Regions from separate parts of the Homo sapiens genome. Here region 2 is linked to region 1. A link is a contact called in ENCODE Hi-C or POLR2A ChIA-PET data. All regions are on one chromosome and are shown on one strand. Each heading gives the region's core, a stretch centred on a gene start or an enhancer-like site at or near the end of the contact. The rest is flanking DNA. Distances are from core to core; before and after follow the strand shown.

The links. A loop is a pair of places that touch in the nucleus more often than their neighbours do. ChIA-PET counts read pairs that join two places held with the same protein, here RNA polymerase II (POLR2A). Pooled maps may share reads with other maps.
Region 2: a map of endothelial cell of umbilical vein shows a loop between it and region 1 (6-fold over the local background). The contact joins two enhancer-like sites. A Hi-C loop is called at or near these places in 3 of 168 maps with a recorded cell type or tissue (G401, endothelial cell of hepatic sinusoid and endothelial cell of umbilical vein) and 2 of 50 pooled maps. POLR2A ChIA-PET finds 5 or more read pairs at or near these places in 3 of 52 experiments (HCT116, OCI-LY7 and PC-9).

The regions. Positions count from the first base shown.
Region 1 is chr2:158,667,113-158,670,445 of GRCh38, reverse strand. It overlaps PKP4 (plakophilin 4), which reads right to left. Exons shown (of 22, transcript NM_003628.6): 17 at 531-726. The region is part of intron 2 of PKP4-AS1 (PKP4 antisense RNA 1); the gene reads left to right. Among named protein-coding and RNA genes, the nearest start is that of PKP4-AS1, 66 kb to the left of the region's middle. Within about 2 kb of position 1,905, at least 5 of the 41 ENCODE cell types and tissues checked have a DNase peak (open chromatin) inside an H3K27ac peak, as active enhancers do; they include endothelial cell of umbilical vein, where a contact is called at or near this core.
Region 2 is chr2:158,598,844-158,602,174 of GRCh38, reverse strand. The region is part of intron 3 of PKP4 (plakophilin 4); the gene reads right to left. Among named protein-coding and RNA genes, the nearest start is that of PKP4-AS1, 130 kb to the left of the region's middle. Within about 2 kb of position 1,819, at least 7 of the 41 ENCODE cell types and tissues checked have a DNase peak (open chromatin) inside an H3K27ac peak, as active enhancers do; they include endothelial cell of umbilical vein, where a contact is called at or near this core.

The sequences.
Region 1 (3,333 bases), core at 656-3,155:
GGTGGAGCCTTTGAGAGGTGATTAGATCATGAGGGTAGAGCCCTCATGAATGGCATTAGCACCCTTATAAAAACAGGCCTGAGACCTCTCCCTCCTTCTACCGTGCAAGGACAGCTGAAAGGCACCATCTATGAACCAGAATCGGGGCCCTCACCAGACACCAAATCTGTTGGTGCCCTGATCTTGGATTTCCCGGCCTCTAGAACTGTGAGAAATAAATTTCTGTTGTTTATAAGCCACCCAGTTCACAACATTTTGTTACAGCAGAACAAACAGACTAAGACAGAGACAAATACCAATGTAGGAGTGAGGGTGTTACAATAAAGTGAAAACCAAAAATAGGCCCCATAACAGAAAACACTTCTCCCAGCATAGCAGGTTGTAAGTGCTGGAGACTGCTTAGCTTATCGGCATGTAAGAAATGCAAAAATAAATCCTTTCCAATAGGAAAGGTATCCTCAACAAAGGCCTCATCACAGGACAATCTCAGGAATAAGAGCACTGCTTGCACCTCCTTGCCGCAGACTTGCCTGTCGCCCCTGCCTTTGGTTATGTTCACCAGCTTCTCTATGCCTCCTGAGTCGGCCAGGGCTTTTGCGTTCTCCATGTTTTTGCTGGTGACCTCGTGCAGAGCACAGCAGATGGCTGCCATGGTCTCATCAGACAAGACACTGGGGCCATTGCCGCCGGGGAGCCGGTTGACCAGGTCTCGCATGGCGTATTTGCCTGCCAACGGCAAAAGAGTAAATTCTACTTCCAGAAGGTACTAGGTTTTTGTTATTGTTGTTCAGATTCTGGTGGCATGCAATCTCTTAAAAATAAAACCCCCAAAGAGACAATAATAGGGGAAAAAATCAAAACCCATGGCAAAGAAGAAAAGGACAAATGTCATTATAAGGGGAAAGCTAACATTTATTGCAACGTCACTTGCAGAAATGATTCATTTATAAAACATTACTGTCAATTGCTGAAAGCAAATGTAAATCAATGCGTAAAATTGGGTAGACAAATCAAGTTACTTTCGTTCGAGTATTTTCAGTAACATTGAGTAATGAAGGAATTATAATAGTAAATTTTATTCTCAATGGAATTCCTATGCATCACAAATACCTCAATTTCCTCTTAGAGCTTTTTAAAACTTACCTTTGAATCTGGACCAAGTCAGGCTGCCAAACAATACTTTTCGTTAGATCTTTCTGGATCTTAATGTATGAACTGGGTACAGTTACACATTTTTGTGTATAGAGCTGAGGTGTACAGCAACTCATCTGACAACGGTGGCAACATGTTAGTTTCTTTAAAAGATGACACAAGTAAAAGTTCTGGTATTAAAATTATAGGTATGTTATCTCCCAGGAATAATGCAATAATAATGAAATTCTTGCTAAGACAAGGCAAGGGGAGTTTCACAGTTATTGAGGTATTTCTTTATAGATACTGAATTTTTCTTATTCCTCTCCAAAAAGAGATTACCTCTAGCTTTTTCAACTTCGATTACCAACTGACAAACTGTAAGTGCACTACAAACAAAAGAAATGAACTAAAGTGCAAGTAAACATCTTCTTAGTTCTCCCCTATGCTAATAATTGAGTGGATGTGCAATCGCTTTTTATAAAGGCCTGTTTATTTACAGTGGTAAGCAGAAGAAGACAGGTCTCAGCTACATGCTGTGTGATGTACAGCACGTCAGAGGGAAGGCTCTGGCTTGCTCACGACAAACACTGCTATGAAGAGTGGAAAAACAGTGCTGACACTGTAAGGCCACAAGATAAATGTGGTTTTCAGAGCAGATGATAAGTTAGCTCTGGTGATTTTGAATACTCATGAATGACCAAAAGGCCCATGACATGTAATTTGTCATTTTGCTAAGGCATAACTTTAAATTGCACTCCTGGGGGTTAGGCCGAGGCAGCTCACTCTGCCTATGAATGAGTGAGCCTGGCGGTCCCCTCAGAACTTGCAGCTCCAGACAGCAGGGTGGGTCCCACTCAGTTGAGTATGTAGTAACTTTTATGAAGTGATAAAACTTTGCTTCTTTGTGAAAAATGGCTCTGAAAAGAAAGTCCTTTGCTAGTGCTGATGATGAATGTGAAAAAAGAGGGAAGAGGTCAGAGAAGGGGAAGGTTCCTAGGAACTGAAGTACTGGGTAAATTAGAGCCAAATACTGAATCCAAGAGTGAGGCAGATCTCACAGGAAGACGGGAATAGGGAAACAAAAAAACAGACTGATGGAACAGTTCAAGAGTGCTCCAGCCAGGTTAAAAAAAAAAAAAAAAAGCTCATCACTGGAGAGGCAGAAGGCCAGTGGAAGTTAAAAAGGGTTATTCACAGAAAACACAGAAATGCACTGAGAGGAAGCCAAGACTTGGAACACACATTCCTCTTGCCAAAGGTCTTAGCACTTCACAGTACCAGCTCAAGGACTCCTGTCTACCTGTGTCTTTGCGTTGTGAAATATGACAGGCCACAGGATATACGTGTCAACCATTTATTTTTTAGCATTAAAAATGCCCAAATTATACATGCTTCTTATAAGAAATCCAAACAATACAGACGTAAGAAAAATAACTTTAAAGAATATCTCTCTTTAGGGACCTGAAGGATTTCTGTAAAGGAAGTGTGGGAACTGAGAGATATGGCACATCTACAAGAATCAGGCATGAGCTGGACCATGAACAGGGTGAGGAGGAACTTCCTTTCCTCTCCGTAGGGGGATGATTTGGCTTAAAGGAATGGTGTGTTAAGAGCAGGTTAATCTGGGCAACAATTCAAAATAGCAATTCTGTCAGGCACTGTGTGAAGGGCTTCCATTGTAAGTCATCACGTTTAATCCTTACAGCAATTCTTTATGGTAAACATCATCGCCCTTGTTTCTCTCTCCTTCTCTCATGGCAGGTGTATTTTAAGTTTACTATAGATTCACATGAATCCACATAAGATCTTGTCCCATTTCCCCTCCTTCTCCCCTGACCTGTCACCAGCTGTGGGACTTGGCATGGAGCTCTCTCATTTCCTCTTTACAGCAAACCCAGTTAGGACAGCAGGCATCAACAGCTCCCCTTCAGAGATGAGGAGTTGCCTTTCATTTCCAATCTAGATAGAATTACGGAGCCTGAACGGGGTTATATAGGATACCCCAGGTTGCATGGCCAGTGAGCAGCACATCCTGGGAACGAAGCTCAGGTTTATGGGGGTCCCTGATGTCTTCTTTAGCCCGCATCCTGCCTAGGATGTGGCAATGCCGCAGAGGCAAGCAAGCTGCCTGGGGTGCGGAGCGTACAGAGGTCCTCACTGTTTGGTTTGTGCATGTGCCAACCCTACCTTGTACAAACC
Region 2 (3,331 bases), core at 570-3,069, 68 kb after region 1:
ATTTTTGCATTAAACACATACAGACACATAGACAATATGACTAGAAGTCTAGAAAAATAAAAATGAATGTGCTAGCAGTTATATCCCTGAGTACAGCCATTACATGTTTTTCTTTTTAATCATTTATACCTTTTTTCCTTTTAAAAAACCAGAAAAAGGACATATATTCATGGTATTTTTTTGAGTGCTTATTAAATTTATAGAAAAAGGAGTGTGACTCTGGGCTTAAGGAAACATTCTGCCAAATAAAGCACTTGGAGTGGGGGAAGAACCGTCCTTTTAGTGCTATATTTCTGAGATTTTAAGTTCTTATTACCCCCTTGATACTTTCCCCAAGTCATTATGTGGTTATGAAACTTGCTGGTTGAAAACCCTAGATTCCATAGAAACTCCCTGAACTTCAATTTTGTGTGTGATTTGCCTTTTCTCCATCACAGGTGCAGTAGTTCACATTCCAGGACCACTGAACGAATTGCAAGCAGGGTGACCTTCTCCCAGCAAGTGGAGTCAATCAGTTAATGCTAATCTCCTCCAGGGCTCTGTGATGTTCCTTTATCTGAAACACTCTTAGCTGATTTCAAAATGGACTGATAGGAAAAAGTGAAAACTTGGTCAAATATCAGTAATGAGACATTTGTCTTGCTCCTAAGGGTAGGCCATCACTGTCTTGTGACTCCAAAAGTGGTTCTGCACACTGAATTTCAATTTCTCCTCAATCTGTTTTTGTTATTTAATTCTATTATCTAAATTAGTTTCTAAGCACTGAGATTGGTATTACCCAACTCTGTTTCCTCAAAAGGATCATATTTTATGTCAATATTAAAATACATGGTAAATCAAACTGCCATCCGGAAATGTTTAGTATACCTCAAGTTTCTCGGGAATATTAAGAAAGTTTTATCTTCTGAGTTTGAAACTTATATCAACTTTAATGAAATACAAGACTTTTTATCCTCAAAACTGTAGGTCACAGAATATAATTCCAGCTAATTGCTCAAATGGGGCAAGGGCTGTGGTTGTTTTGCTCATCTCTTTATACCAAGTGCCTAGCATTTGCCAGGCACACAGCAGATGCTTAATTAAATTGTGAAAAAATCAAGTTCTTTAATGTTTTGAAAGGTCAGATTATACAAATTACCAGGTATTACCTAGTATAAGCAGGTCAACTTATTCTCCCCGAGTCTAGGTAGGAAGCTCCAGCAACCTCGTTGTGTAACAATCAAGCAAACAGCATTTTTGCTGCTGAAAGGACCTTTGGTTACCAAAATATAATAGGTATTCCTAGGTGAAGGCAATGGGAAGCCTCAATAATATTCCCTCCTCCATTTAAGGTACCATATATAAATCATTAGAAAAACAAGCTAATAATGAAATTAAAAATAAATAAATAGTTCCATGGTATACTCTGAAGATCATCTATTCAGCCCAACTACTTTCACAGAAACTTCTATAATTCTGAGAAATAACTGGTCATTACATGTTATTCATAACAGCCTATTTTCTTTTTGAATTACTCACTTCAAATGACTCTCAAATTGTTCACTACTTTGGGACTCAGGGATTGGACAACAAAACAGATGGAATTTTGAAATGCTGTTTTAAACCACCAAAGGCAATTGTTCTAATAAACCCATGTTTATTACAACAATCACAGGCAGCTTCATGTTAGAAACATAGGCTTATTTCCTCCTTCTCTCCCTCCAACCATCTATTCCTAGAAACACTTCCTCAACTTTTATTGAATGGCTACAATGTGTCTGTAGGCACTGTGCCCACAAATGACTCCATCCCGGTTCCCTTTCACTTCTCTTCTGAAGATGCCAAGCAGCTTGCGTTCTAGGAGCTTCCACTGGAATGTGAAACACATTTTAAAATACACACAGGAACTGAGTCACCCATGATAACTTTGTTTCAATGGGAAGATATATTCATAATTTAATACGTTAATAACTTAATCATTTAGAATGAAATCCACTAATAACCTTGGGGCTGTCCAGTCAGATGGTGAACATCAATCAAAAGCAAATTTATTACCAAATTAACAAAACAGTTCATTTTAATACGAAAAATCAGTTTTGTTTACAGGAAGACAATGTGCCTTCATCATAATATTACATGAAAATATGTTGTAGATCACTATAAAATTCTACATACTCCTGAAATTAATTTTTTTCATTCAGATGCAAATGGAGGCAAAAATATCTTTGTTGGACATTGACAGCTGTGCAATATCTTTGAAAACTCTCCTTATTTTGCTGTTTCCCATATTAGGAGTCAGAAAATTACCTGCTCATAATCCCCTCCAGCCAGAGGGCAGGCCAGTGAGTGAAGTTCACAAGAAGCCACATGTGGAGATAGGGTGATCCTGAGCATTTGTGGTGGATACAGTGGTGGCAGTAGGCACTGCTCCTTGAAACCCAGATTCAGATTCTGGCTCCCTGGCCTTCCTAGAGACTCCATGAGTTGATATCCAATAGCTCCTAAAAAGTTGCTTTTCTGCTTACATAAGCCAGAGAAGATTCTATTGTTTGCAACCAAAAATCCTGACTGATGTTATCCTAAAACTAACAAAGACAAAGTAGCCCTCTGAAAAGGGCCCAAGACTCATAACTGTAGACTATTTCCAACTGCATACTGGATATGTAACACAGCTCAGATTCAACGTATTGAAATTATTTCCCTCTAAACTGACTCCTGTTTAGTGATTCCCACCTTCAGTCACTCAAACTGAAGAGCAGGGAGTAATTTTACTATTTGTTCTTCCCACTAGTGTGTAACCTCCATGAGGGTATGGCAGGTGGCCTTGTTTACAGACAATGGCCAGAGCCTAAGGCAGTATCTGACACATGGCTATCACTCATTTTGAATTCATCTCTACTACCACTGACACTGTTCTGGCCTTTATCCTCTTATCCTCTTTTGGCTGGGTCATTCTTTCAGTCTCTCTCCTAACTGGTCTTCCTGGCTTTCATTTCTCATCCTGCCAGGCTCTCTTCCACGCTGCTACTACTGCGATTTTTTTCAAACACTCACCTCTGATGTCATTCTTCTGCTGCTAATGCACAACAGATCCATACAGGATAAAATGCAAACATCTCAGATGGCACAGAAGGCCCTGCACCACCTGGCTCCTCCTAGTGTGCCCTTTCCCACACAAACCTACATCTGAAGCATTTCTAACTGCTTGCAGTTGCCTCACACACCATACTGTTTCACACTTCCACTGCTATTTTTAGGGTAGAACATGCAGGAATAGAGTCTGGAAATTCTTTCAGAATTACTCAAATTCTAGAATGGCACATGCAGGTACCATATAACTTGTTTATATACC